Linked DNA regions of Mus musculus: region 1 is linked to region 2. The links are chromatin contacts, found by Hi-C in ENCODE. All regions are on one chromosome and are shown on one strand. The core of a region is the stretch at or near the end of the contact, and the rest is flanking DNA. Distances in the headings are between cores, read along the strand shown. Region 1 holds the start of Zfp64 (zinc finger protein 64). Region 2 holds the start of Pfdn4 (prefoldin 4).

The links. A loop is a pair of places that touch in the nucleus more often than their neighbours do.
Region 1: a loop to region 2 is called in a map of T-helper 17 cell, with 9 times the contacts of the local background. The contact joins the promoter of Zfp64 here to the promoter of Pfdn4 in region 2. A Hi-C loop is called at or near these places in 2 of 37 maps with a recorded cell type or tissue (T-helper 1 cell and T-helper 17 cell).

Annotation. Positions count from the first base shown.
Region 1 is chr2:168,952,610-168,959,466 of GRCm38, forward strand. It overlaps Zfp64 (zinc finger protein 64), which reads right to left and starts at 2,978. Exons shown (of 6, transcript NM_009564.2): 1 at 2,510-2,978. The coding sequence starts at 2,555. Gm39993 (a long non-coding RNA gene) reads left to right here and starts at 3,474. Exons shown (of 2, transcript XR_867023.3): 1 at 3,474-4,037; 2 at 5,129-5,639.
Region 2 is chr2:170,509,732-170,517,027 of GRCm38, forward strand. It overlaps Pfdn4 (prefoldin 4), which reads left to right and starts at 1,499. Exons shown (of 4, transcript NM_001110152.2): 1 at 1,499-1,738; 2 at 6,008-6,115; 3 at 6,819-6,959. The coding sequence starts at 1,715. It overlaps Gm16796 (predicted gene, 16796), which reads right to left and starts at 2,196. Exons shown (of 3, transcript NR_040367.1): 1 at 1,108-2,196.

The DNA of each region.
Region 1 (6,857 bases), core at 1,728-4,227, 1.6 Mb before region 2:
TGCTGTTTCATTGCTGTAGGAAAATGGTACCCCAGTCAGGTAAGGATGAATTCAGTCTACAAGTGTCAGAAACACGAACTAAGCTCAATACAGCATTGAGACTGTCAAAGCATCTAACACCGTGCCTGGTTCTCTATCGGAAAGTAATATAGTTTCAGATGCTGCTCAGTGGGTAGAGCACTGGCTTTGCATACTCAAAGGCCCTGAGTCCGACGCCCAGAACCTTCTAAAAATGGGCCAGTGGGGGCATGCAGGCCAGTAACACAATTCCAGTCACTCCAGAGGTAGAGGCTCAAAGACTGAATCTTAAGATTTCTCCTGGGTCTTGGACAGTTCAAAGCACCCAGGCCCCGTCTCAGACCAACAGCAAAAGAAAGTACTGTAGAAAGTACTGTGAAAAGGTTTGTTAAATAGATAACAATTAGTGAGTCTCAATGTGAGAAATTTAACTTTTATTCTTAAAATTTTCTTTTGTGGAGTTGTAGGGGTGGCTCAGTGGTTAGGAGTATGTAGGGGTGGCTCAGTGGTTAGGAGTATGTACTGATCTTGTAGAAGATCTGGGTTCTGGCCCCAGAACCCACAGTAGGCGGCTCATAACCAAGCACTCCCAACTCTAGCTCCAGGGCATCTGACACCCTCTTCTGGCCTCCATGAGCACTTGTAACCGCAAACAATTGCCCATCTCTAGCTACAAATAATTGAAAATAAAAACTGGATTTTTTTCCTCTTGTATAATAAAACTTACCCCCCCCCCAAAAAAAAAGAACAGTATAGGTTTCTGACACTTGTAGAAACATCTGGGAGAAATGGTAAGAATTGCCAGAAAAAAAAAACCCTCATTATAATATTTCCATTGTATCTTTCATGGACATTGCAAAAACACTTTCTACTATTTATGCTTAAAATTCTGAAGCTAATCTTTCTCCTACATAGTACCACACAGGCGTGTGCCACACCGTATCACTCCACGGTATCTACACATCATAAGGTAACGTCTGTAACCCGTGAAATTAAATACTACAGAACCACATTCGTGTAACACGATGGGGCTGGGCGTACAATGTGATTTTCTGTAGACTCCTTTGATTCTGTCCCGTTTCCTCCCGGACTAAGACATGGCATCTGCGTGTTATGGTGTCCTGTGGTAGACATACCAAGGACAAAGATGCTAGGGCCGACATTTTGTAAGTCACCTTGCAATGGGCGTTAGAAAGCAACAGAAGGCCTTCCTGCTCGGGACTGCTGCTGCCAGGTGGCTGCAAGAATAGCCCCAGGACTAGAGAAACACGGAGGAAGGAAGCCATATTTGCATAGCTAAGGGTGTCTTCGTGGTGGTGGGAGACTGGGGTCCAGAGTGAAGGAGTTCGGTGCTAAGTTATGCTCTGGTATTCACAAAAGGAACAAGTTGCAATGGGGACCTTTCTCAGCACCCTGAAACTGTCACAGTCAACAGGCACTTTACCCAAGGCTTTCTCATCTGCAAAATGGGGACAAGACAGATGATCTCTTCCTGAGCCAGCCTGCTCTATAGAGTGAGTTCCAGGACAGCCAGGGCTTCGCAGAGAAACCCTGTCGAATAACCAAAAAACAAAACCAAACAACAACAACAACAACAAAACAAAGACAGATCTCTCCTTAGGATCCTTATAGATAAATTCTCTGATGTGGGGACTGATTTCCCATTCCAGAGTAAGTCATCTGGTGGGGTCGTCCCTCTTTAAAACACAACCCGAAGTCCACAGCACTGGAAGACACTGAGACACATGGGGTGGGTGGGGACTGGGTTTAGAGTTCAGAGGACACTCAGGCAAGTTTGGGGAGCCAATGGCTATAATATCTGCAGTTAGCAAAGTGACTCAGGTGTTTGCGAACCTTGTCCACAGCTTTTCAAACATCTGAGGCTCCAGGCACAAGGAAAGACCTGGGATTCCGGCCCCACCCTCCCTCGGAGACCTGCAGGGGATGGACCAAGCAGCCTGTTTTGAACACATGCGCTCCAGGTGGCCGGTCCACGGTTCAGTCCGTGGCCCGTACTTTGGGGAACAAAGGCACATGGAGATAGCAATAGCTTATAGGATGTCAGGAAAATAGCAGAACCTCAAACTCACTGCAAGTCACCCCCAGCCAGGTCTTTCACACCCATATCATCCCCTACCCTGAGTGCCAGGATGGCTCTGCAAACCTGTCCGCGAGCCCCTCAGGGATGCTCCAACCTGAGCCACTGAAGCAGAAGTTTCCCTACCAGTTGGCCTGGATCACCCCACTTTCTCCTCTCCTCTGCGCCCCAAACTCCACCCGGCGGGGCAGGGGAGGTGGTGACAGTCTCCTCGCCGCGTGGCCTCCCCTGGTCTTGCCTCCCCTGGGGTACTGCAAGAGTTCCAGGCGGCTCCCGACCTGACACGCCGACTGGGCTGGCGGGGACAGGCATGCAAGGTGCGCCGTCACCCCGATCCCGGGGCCTGCTGGCTCTGTCCGGGCCAGGCCCCAGCTGCGTCTGTTCAGTACTTACTTTGCATCGATCCAGAAAAGGTGTCTCCTTCCACGCTCGCGTTCATGGCCCCAGACCTTGGGGCGCCGCTCCCGGAGCCCCACGGCTCGCTCTACATTATGCAAAGACTTTTCTCCTGCATATTTCCCGCACCAGCCAGTCTTCTCCCAACTCTGTGAGGCGGGGACGGATGTACAACCAGCGCCACTTCCGCTGCCTAGAGGGCGCTGGCCCCTTGCACCCAGCCCGACTCCCAGGCGGTGCTCTCCCGAGGAACCGGGAAAGGTCGTGGAGTCTAAGACCCGAGTACACCGATCCCTCCACCCTATCCCAGGCATGCCAGGGACTCTGTGGTCGCCTTGCGCCTTTGCATCTTGCCCTCCTGGAGACGCTCATTCCTTCGCAGATGCCAGGAGGATGCGCTGCCGGCCTGGGAGAGTGGAGCCCCAAATCCCGGGGTGCTCCCCTAGGGCAGATCCGGCAGCGTAACACCGGGGCGGGGCCTTTGCCCTGCTGCTGGGTTGAGCCGGTGAGATGGCTCAGCAGGGGTAGGGCACACGTCACCAAGCCTGGTTTCCTGCCAGCCAGCTCACATGGTGGAAACAGACTCAAGCATCTGCATGTACAATATAAGTAACTTAAAAAAAAAAAAAAAAGAGATTAGTGTGTAGTAGATGGGAGAATTCATTGGGGCTCTGCTCCACGGGGGCTTCAGTATTTCACGCAGCATGGAGGGTTTGTTAGAATTGCTTGGGGATGGTGAACTGGAAAGAAGGCATAGTGGCTAAGAGTCTGTGCTGCTCTTGCAACGAATCCCAGCGCCCACATTAGGTGACTCACAACTATTTGCAACTCTTCCCCGAGAATCCTGCACTGAAGAACTGACCTTAGCTCTAACCTTGAGCTTACCCAGAAGGTTCCACAGCCCCTTTTTATTTCCTGTTATGATCTAAGCCACAAAGTCACTCCAAGGGTCAGACTCTGAGAGGTTTATTGGGGAGGGGCTTAGAGTGGCTGCCTCTGGGAAGGGTGGAGGTGAGCAAGGGCGTTGATCAAAAAGAGGCGGGAAGAAAGTCCGCCTTTTAGGGACTATAGCACATGCGCAGGGGAGGAATGTGGCTCAACTTGGCTCCTACTGATGACGTAATTGCCGTCTCAGGGTCCCTGGGTAGGTTGTGGAAGATGTCTAGTAACTACCATCCCTCCCTTTCGTTCAATATAAAAGAGGAGGAACTAAGAAGGGGTGATGTTGAGGCCGGAGAGCAATTTGGACTATTTCCTGTTGTCCGGGGTTGTCGCATGTTCGGGCATTGCTGATCCTCACCATCAGGGCACACTCCGTAACCATGAGACTCAGGCTTTGTGGCTAGCAGCCCGTAGTCCCGTAACAGTAAATTAGTTGTTTGATTAGAGAGTTTTTTGAGTTTGTTGTTGAAGAAATGCCAGAGGAGAAGAAATTGATAAAAGAGGGTTCGATGACAGCCAGGAGGGGCAAGATTTGAACTGCCCTTTCATCATGTCTGGCAGCTATTGCGTGCAACAGGAATTGGTAAGAGCTCTTCTCCGTGTGTCACCCCCAACTTGGGGAAGAGAAATATTAGCATGCAAACTCCTGACCAACTAGGGTGGTAGGCCAGAGTGCCACAAAGAATCGAGGGGATATGAACGGGCAGGCACTGGGGCTGAGATGAGGTAGCAAGGTTACGGTTTTGTTGCAGTCTAGGGAACGTGTCCCAGGTGCCATAAGACAGTTTGTCACACCAAAGAGGATGATATGAAAAAAGGGAGTCAGAGTGACCCCAGGCTCAGTGAATTTGGTGAATGGGGAGGGAGGGTTATTTGACAGGGTCACAGGAGAAGCTATAAGAGGCAGTTGTGAGCTAGTCCCAGGAGGCCGTCTCCACAGCCAGCCATCTCCAAAGCTGCCACATTGGGTGACATTAAGGAGTCAGTAGGCTGAGGCCAGATCTGAAGCAGGAGACAGGTTTGTATTATTTAGGAGAGGGCACATCAAAGATGTCAAACACACCTTGGAGGAGTGTTTAATTACCTCCTTCACCTATCTCCAGAGGTTGGGTACTCAGTCGGGATGTATTTTCTCTGATATTAATTGTGCTCACTGGGTGTCTGGGGTTGAAGCGATGGTAGTTTACCAGCGATGTGCATTTCCTACCTGGGATTCTCTGGGTCCCGGATTTAGAGGCAGATGGCCCCCCCCATCTTGTAGGTGGCTGAGGGAATCAGGATGAGCTTGTATATATGATGAATAGTATGGGTGGCCTCCATATCTGCCTGGCCACTCTTTACAATAACTTTTTTTTTGGCCTGGCCATAGAGGGAGCAGACAAAAACATCATTAAAATGAAGGAGAAGGTGGATATGGGGGTGATGGGAATTCTAACTGGCTCCTGAGAGCCTGCTATGAAACAATTTCCTGACCCTATTTGGAGGGACTTTGCTATAAGTGAGGGTGTCTTGAGTCTGAATCTCCATATGTCAGAGTTCCAATGGAGGGAGTGGGATAGGGAGGGTATGGATGAAAGACGGAGTCAGAACCGGTACATGAGCTCAGAGGTCATTTTGAATGCTCAGTCCCCAGTTTGACCCTTCCCCTACCCACTAGTGCTTTTATTTTGGGAGATTGGAACTCCTGAAAAATGAGGCCTAGCTGGAAAAGAGACCACTGGGGACAGACCTCTCTGATGCTACAACACAGCCCAAGCTCCCATAGTTGGTGCCATGAAGAGAGCTTCACAGAGCTGACCTGCCTTCTCCACCACAGTGGGCTAAACCATTGGAAATCCCGAGCCAGGAGCAATCCTGGTCCTCAAGTTGCTTCTGTCTGTCATTCTGCCACAGCAATGAGAAAATCAGCAATAACTGAAGCAGCAAGCCTTTGTTCTGCGGAAGCTCGTTTCACTTCTCGTAAAGAGCAAAACTGCCTCGGGACAGCGTCGGAGCACTGGAGATCCCATTTAACGTTGATGGCAGCTCTTGTTCTTATTTTTAATTAATTATGTGTATGGGTGTTTTGTTTGCATGCATATCTGTGTACCTCATGTGTGCCCAGAGATGCCCAGAAGAGGGAGTCAGCATCAAAGCCCCTGGCTAACATGTCTCAGCAGTTAAAAATATAGCTGTTGCTTTTAAATGTCCCTTGTTTTTCTAGATGAAGGCTATCAGTGATGACTAGCTGTGGCCAAATGGTGGTCTAATGTTTCATTGCTCGCTTGAGCCATGGCTGGTGAGCCAGCTGGGTCCTTGGCATCTTGGGGATCCTATGCTCATGTCTGCGACCCAGGCTTCCACCTTCCTGCTGGGTTTGTCTAGTGGGGAGAACGGAGAAGTCTATGATGATTTCTTTATCTCTAGTCTGGTCTCCACAGCTGCATCTCTCCCTTTCCTCCAGGATGGACCCACGGTAGCCTCACTGCTCCCACATAACTTTGGTCAATGGTTTCAGAAAAAACGCCATCATCTCCCTTTATCTCCATTTTCCTCAATTTCTAGGGGAGGGAGGGCAGCAGCTCCTGGATGTCATTTGTCTCTGGGCTATCTTGTCACTCAGTATCAGTTTTTCCACCTTTTGAGGACTGCCATCCTCTGAGCTGCTTCTCTTTTCTCTGCTGGACCCTGAAGGACATAGCTGGGAGGAGGGCATGGCACGCTGGAGTTTTCATTTTGCTTTTGCATCTAGATCCCCACCACAAGTGGTGTTAACCTGGATGGGTGTTTCTCACTTTCCCAGGGAACTTTCCAAGGCCACACATGGTTCGGGTACCACCCAGATGTGCTGGAACAGAATGCCAGGGCTGTGGTCCAGACATGCCCCAGGTGACTCGAGCTGATATCTTGGACTGGGACCAAGGGGAATTCCCATTCTAAAATGGGTTTACTAATGTTTAGCAATGGCTTGGAATCTTTTGTGTAAACCTAAGTGTCAGCAAAGACGGGTCTTGAGACTTAAAATCCTGGCTAAACCTCTGTAATGGGAATGTTCAAGACCGAACCTGCTGGGGACTGGGTGGCCACAACCATTTCCTTTCCTGAGAGCTGGCCTGGAGTCCCACCTGGCACCACACGCAGGGTGACACACACACACCTGGGGCTCTCTTGAGTGCTCAGGAATAACTTCACACAGAGCAAACGCACACACGTTTGCGTCTCTTGCATAGCTAAAGGGACATGGAAACCTCCAAACCTTACCATGGGGCACACAATGAAAGGACACATTTCTTCTCCAACCTTTCTCAGTCCCATCCCCACACCCCTCTACCCGTTTCCCTGTATTATTCTGACTGGGACCCCAGATCCTCTCCCAGGAACCGATCGCTGGGACCGGTTTCGCTTTTTTCTTATTTGTACACTA
Region 2 (7,296 bases), core at 249-2,748:
CATTGTAACGATAGGAGATAGATTGTAACCAAATGGGCACATGCATTATACATTAGAACAGCGGTTCTCAACCTGTGGGCCGTGATCCTTTTGGAAAGTCGAATGGCCCTCCCACCCAGGTCAAGTATCAGACATCCTGCATGTCTGGCATTTACGTTACAATGTATAACAATAGCAAAATTACTGTTGTAAAGTAGCAATGAAATAATTTAATGGTTGGGAGTCACCACAACGTGAGGAACTGTATTAAAGGGTCACATTAGGAAGGTTGAGACCCACTGCGTCATAAGCAGACAGGCGAGATCTGCCCCTCTTCCCCTCCTTGGCATGCCCTTGTGCTTGAAGCCATAGGAGGGACTGGCAGAGATGCAAGAGCGCCCAGCCGTGCTTTTACTGTCCTGCGGCTCACACCTGGTCCTCCCTGTCCCTTGGTAAATGAGACAATGGCCCATACCCCAATACTCTAAGCTCTTCTGCCCTCAGACCTCCGACTTTCTGAGAGCAAAGTCTTGGCTACCGAAGTTAACAATGGCCCTGGTTACTAAGGAAGCTCGGTGCCCACTGGGCCCTGTGTGGGCAGTCTTCCCAGGCTAACATATTTGAGCGAGTGGAAGACATATTTCTGAACCAATTTAATTTTAAACACATAAAAGAATTCATTTCAGTTGCACATGATGGAGCACGCCTCTGATCCTAGCGCTTGGAGAGCAGAGGCAGGAAGATCTCTGTGAGTTTCAGGCCAGCTTGGTCTACACAGCTAGTTCCAGGACAGCTAGGATTACATTGCAAGACCCTGTCTCTAAATATAAATAGCCAAGCAACCGTCCAGTAAGCTATTATCTAAGCATTTAAGTTTGTTATAGCGCTCTAGGTCAGTGGTTCTCAACCTATAGATCGGGAGCCCTTTACAGAAGCCGCCTAATACTATCAGAAAATAGATATTTATTGACATTATGACCCAGCACCGTAGCAAATTTACATAATGAAGTAGCAACAAAACTACTTTTTATGGTTGGGGGGGGCACTACAACATTTAACTGTATTAAAGGGTCTCAGCACTAGGAAGATTGAGAACCACTGCTCTGGATCTTTTTGGGTGTCACCTACCTTTGGCTTCATCTATTCCTGGCTGATCCCCTAGTGTCCCCTGCAGTGATCAGTGGCATACAAGCTAAGATCAACTTCAAGAGTGGCCTTCAGCTTGTAGCTTCGCCAGCACTGGGTTTTTATGTGGTAGGGGCTGTAGATCGAACTCAGGTCCCCATGCTTGAGTGCAAATACTTGACCAAATGATTTACCAAATACTTTGCCGAAGCCACGCCCTTACCCTCCTTAGCTTCTCTCTAGGTTGTTGAATAAATGGAAAAAGAATTTCTTAAGCTTCCCATTCCACACAGCTGGGTGGTACCCAGCGCTCCCCCTGCTGGCCGTGGCTGGGATCTCGGGCCCGACTATTGGCCGCTTTTGGTATTTATGCCGGCCGAGAGGGAAGCTGCCTGTCCCTTTAATTGGAAGATACCAAGTGTTTCCAGGGCATAGTTTTTTTTCCTGAGTCCTTGCCCTGGGAATTTATAGTTCAGAGACACAGATAGCAGCAGTGTTGAGATAGTGCTGTGCGTTAGGGGGGAGTCTGGCTCAGCAGGGCTCGAGAGGGACCTCGGGGGGTGACGCACGCCCGAGTGGTTTTCCCCCGCGCCCCGTGGTTCAGTCCAAGATGGCGGCCACCATGAAGAAGGCGGTGAGTGCGGCGGGGCCGGGGTCCGAGGAGCCGTGGGCCGGGGCGTGTGAGGAGACGCGGGGCGCTGGGGGCCGGGGTCTGAGGAGGTGAGGGATGCGCGGGGCCGGGGCCCGCGCTGGGTACAGGGGTGCTTCTGTCCGCTCCGCTCGCCGTCAGGGCAACCGCCTCACCTGCTCAGGGTCGTGCATCTCCTCGGGCACCGGGTCGGGCTCCGCATCCCGGGCCGTCTGCTACCGCATCCCGGGGCGTCGTCTGCTACCGCACCTCTGTGCTCCGCCCCGGACCGCTCCGGTCGGTCCACGCTCCGTGCACCGAGTGTCTAATTGACGTTGAGAGCAGTCGGCCCGAGCGAGCGCGGTGGCTCTCCGGGCTTTTCCCAGCCATTAGGAAGGACACGGGTCCCCACGCTCTGCCCCGCACACTTCACAGCCAGCCAGCCAGCCAGCCATTCCTTTGGTGACTCATCTGGTGAGATGCTGGGTCTGGTGATTTTTGTTTGGTCAAATTAGAGCTCTTTATCATTTTTAAAACGACGTCCGATCCTTGTTCATGGGGCTCGGTGTGATGTCTTATCACACTTTTGAAAGACACGGACTTGTGTGTGTGTGTGTGTGTGTGTACACACCAGACTGGTCCACGGCTTCCTATGCAGTCAGAGATGATTTTGAATTTCTGACTCTCCTGCCTCCACTTTCCAGGTGCTGGAATCACCGGTGTGTGCCACTACCCCTGGCTTTTGGTGTGCTGGTGTGGTGGACCCAGGGCTTCATGCATGACAGGCAGTAGACATGGCTATGCAACCCTTTCAACCAATATTTTGAAACTTGAGCTAAATTTGAGCCACCAACTTAAGTTAAACTTCCATGTGGGTTTTTATAACCTAAACGTGTTTCCAGGAGTGCAGGTGTATCTAATACAGGGAAAGAATTGCAGAGGAGGGGAAAAAAAAAAAAGAACAAACAAGCAAACAGCTGATAGCTATTGGGGCTTCACAGTGTGTTCGGACAGTTCTTAGCATTTGCTAATTATTTTGATCTGCTGTGTCAACCTTTTGGGAGATTCTGTATTTATTCACTTTTAGCTGAAGAGGAAACTGAAGCGCAGAAGAAAAGCTGTGATTTAAAGAGCATTTGCACTCCAGGCTCCTGTCTGTCTGTCTCTCTGCCTCTGCCTCTCTCAGGCTCCTTGTCTGTCTGTCTCTCTGTTTCTCTGTGTGTGTGTTAGTGTGTGTGTCTCCCCCCCACCCCACCCCGGGCTCCTTGTCTGTCTGTCCGTTTGCCTGTCTGTCTCTGATGAGAGGCGCTTGGCTGAAGACAGTTGCTTTCACTCTACTTTGTAAGGCCCCTGTAGAATGCCTTTGTGTTCTCGCTGTTGGCACCGTGTAGTCAGTGCTTCTGACCACTGAAGGTTGATGCTCAGCATCCCAGTTCATTAAGAGGGAATGGCTGCTGAGCCTGGGGAGGCTTCAGAGTTCGAAAGAGCCCCTCGCCCTGGTCTGTCACCCACAAATTATTACACGGTAGCAGAGTACAGTCCGGGGCCACGGTGATTTGGCCAGGTAGGAACAGGTTCATTTTGCCTCTCTTGTTAGACTGTGCTCTCAGCTGTGGGTTACACTGGTCAGTTCCACGATAAACATTGTCCTTGCTTTTGCTTTTCTGAGACAAGGTCTCACTGTGTAGCATTTGCTGGTCTGGAACTCTTAAGAGATCTGACTGTCAGCTGAAATTGTGGAGAGCTTTTTGGCTGGGGACCCAGATCTCAGTACCTGAACTTGGAATAGAGTATGGTTTATTTCCTCTTAACAATCCCATAAGGTGTTACTGAGGCCAGGGTGTAGTCAGGGTCCAGGGCAGCTTACTTTCTTCTTGAATTTGGAGCAAGTCATGTCTTGTATAACTAGCAGAATTCCCTTAACTCTACAGTGATCCTTTTTGCCATTCTGCCTTCATTTCTCACATAGCCCAGGCTGGCCTCAAACTCACTATGCAGCTGAGGATGACCTTGAATTGTTAATCCTCCTGCCTCCGCCTCCCAGGGGCCAAGTGGCTTCTGGTGGCTGCTGTTTGTCAGGGCTATGTCGGGAAATGCCTGCTTTGGAAAAAGCAAAAACAGCCAACTTCCAGCACTCTTTGATGTCAAAATATCTGAGTCTGATCTATCGTAATTTAGATTCTAATTCAGAAATCTTTCACCAGTGTTGCTTGTCAGGCAGGCCCTACTAGGGCCTCTCACCTGAGTTGCTTTTAAAGTCCTCGTGGTGACAGACACACCTGAAAATGCATCCTAGGGCTTGGGGGCTCTGTAAACTCCCGAGTTAAGAAGGGAGTCCTCGAGGTTTTCTGGGAGATTGATAATTCTCGTAGGCAAAGCACCAGGATACAGGTCTCACCGTCTTCGTGTCTGTTGAGTGTCTGCTGCTCGCCTCTGTGCTGTCTGTGCTCTGCGCTGTGCACACATGGTGGGGCGGACTCTGACCATACGCATTAGGGCTGATGTCAGGCTTGGGGCATGCGCAGTTGCTTGTTGGGATGAGAGCCTAGATTCCAACACCTGTCTATCTGGGCCACTGAGCCTTGCCTCGAGACTATAGGTTACCCTACAACCTCTGGAGAAGTTTGCGTATGCACACTTTATGCCATAGCTTCCAGGGGACCAGGAATGGGTGGAGTGTGGATCTGTGAACTCCTGCCTTTGGCAGAATAGCCAGCCGTTCTTACTGACCTTCATTTATTAATTCCAATATGGTGTATTATCTATAATGTTGTTATAAATCTGTAGCTTCAGTGAGAGCCTTTTCTTTGTTAAAGGTTTTATTTTTGTTTGTGTATATGTGTGTGTTCCTGTGTGTATATGCCATGTGTTTGCACACATGTGCATGAATGTGCCCGCAGAAGCCAGATGAAGGCCTCAGATCCCCTGGAGCTGGAGTCCCAGCCAGTTGTGAGCCACTTAATGTGGGACCTGAAAACCGAACCCAGATCGTTTGAAAGAGCACTAAGTGCTCTAAGCCACAGGGTATTTCCCCAGCGCCACGAGGTTTTGGCAACAGGATTTCTCTATGCATCTAAAGCTAGCTTCAAACTGGTAATCCTCCTGCCTCAGCCTCATGTGCTGAGAGGTGTGTCATGTCAGCTAGTAGGGCCTCTCTGTAGTCCTTTCAGGCCTTGTCAAGTACACTTGTTCTTTACTAAGACACTGGAAGGAATGTGTAGTGTTTAATTTTCTTTTCTAGTATATTGAAACCCCTATAAGAATTGGAACAGTCTGAGAACGTCCAGCCACGTCCTCTGTCTGAACAGGAACTCTTGTACTTACAGGCATAGGTATGCTTGACCCTGGCCAAATTATCTAAACCCTGCAGTCTCTGGTCATCTATGAAGCGGTGATATTGGTGATGCCCTCATAAGACTCTGGGGCTAGTGTTCTAAGCGTGCAGTAGGACCTCAGGCTGTGTTAGCCATTTTTGTTATTTTATAGATGCTTTGTTGTCTAATACCCAGCTTTGTCTGCAGATTTAAGCATATCAAATATTAAATATGGAACTCAATTTTCATTACCCTATAGTGGATTCCCAACCTTAAAATAAATACAGAATTTTAAGTGTATGGAGTGGAGCCATCGACACGTATGATGACTTAGCCAGCTTATTAGATTGAAAGTTGGAGAAATGGTCTTATTTTTATCAGCACAGTATACCCATATGCATTTTACCCCAGAAACAATCTCTGCAATATGGTCACTAAGGGCGTTTGACCATGGAACATTTTGCTTGCTGGAAATATCTTAGGGAAACAGTGTCCCAGCTTGGGAAATTCTGCCTTTTGGGCAAGTGGCTTTTATTATCATTATCATTATCATTTTGGTTTTCTATGACAGGGTTTCACTGTGTAGCACTGCCTGTCCTGGAACGCACTCTGAGGACCAGGCTGTCCTCAAACTCAGAGATCTGCCTGCTTCTGCCTTCCAAGTGCTAGGATTAAAGGCTTGTGACACCACCAACTTTAAAAAAAATGTTATTATTGGGACGTTTATTAACTACTTTTTATATTTCAAGCATTTGCTCATGAATGATTCTATTGAATAATGGGAGAGATTGTAGAGTCGTGAGCAGATCGTAAGTGTGACACGTTTGTGATATCTTATGGCCTGTGCCCCTCGGCTGTCTTCGGGTGAGGAGAGTGCTTGGTTCTTTGTCACAGTGTAAGATACCAGAGTGTAACTGCTCCATCGAAATTAAAAAAAAAAAAAATTAAACATCTTTTTCAGGCTGCAGAAGACGTGAATGTTACTTTCGAAGATCAGCAAAAAATAAACAAATTTGCTCGGAATACGAGTCGAATCACAGAGCTAAAGGAGGAAATAGAAGTGAAGAAGGTACTGGATACGTACGTCTGCTCTACGTCTGTACTGTAGCCCTTAGGCCTGACCATCAGCAGCTGTCAGCTTCCTCATGGGCTCCTTGCCCCTGGTGACAATGTCCAGTTAGCTAATAAAAAGTCTGTGTTTGTTGGTTTGAGACAGGGTCTTCCTTTGTCAAACTGTCCGACAATTTACCATGTAGTCCAGGCTATCCTCAGACTCCTAATTCTCCTGCTTCAGCCTCCTGAAGCGTATGGGTATAGGTGACTGAGGTGTGGGACGCTGAGACCAGCACAAGAAGTCATTTGTGCTCTTAAGAGAGGTACGGTAACAGTGAGTGAGGCCATTGGGTCCAGGGCAGGTTTTCCCGGTGCAGTTCTGTAGCCGTGCCTGCGAATCTGGCTGCAGGTAAAACTGCATCCGTGTCTACTGATGCTGGAGCAGACTTAGGGATGCATGCTGATGCCGCGTGTCTGTAACTCTCCAGGCCTATGCTCAGCTCTGTCTCGTGTAGTTCTCGGGGACACACTTTAAAGCTACCTAGAGGGTAGAGGCTGTCGTGCTGGCTCCTAAGCAAGTCCATGTGACACGTCTCTGTGTCTGACACTAACTGCTATACGCCGGTCCCCAGAGAGCCCAGGTCCCTGCGTAAGAGCCTGCTCTCGCGTCTGTGAGGAAATCCTGAGCGTGTCTCCATAGTTGTTCTCTTGCCTGATAGAAACATCTCCAGAACTTAGAGGACGCCTGTGATGACATCATGCTGGCAGATGACGACTGCTTAATGATTCCCTACCAGATCGGAGACGTTTTCATCAGCCACTCTCAAGAAGAAACACAGGAAATGTTAGAAGATGCAAAGGTATGTGGGAATCTTGCCTCGGGCAAAGATTTTCAAGTTGGGAAGTTTATCATTACAGAGAATGCATAATTACAGGTGCAGGGTAGTAACGGGGGAGGCTCTGCTGACAGGCACGGCCCTGAGCACCCTGCCAGGGGGGTTCTCGTTAATCCAAATAGCAGTCCATCAGTAGCACGGTTTAAACTGAGGAGCCAGAAGCTCAGAGAGGCCGAGGCTTCCCCAAATGGCACATGCCCGCCGTCTTCTGGCCCCCAGAGCTTTGCTTCTGCTGCCGATGTTGAGATGCTGTAGTGTACTGCAAAGTGAAGAGAGCCCCTGGGTCTGCACTGTCCGCTGT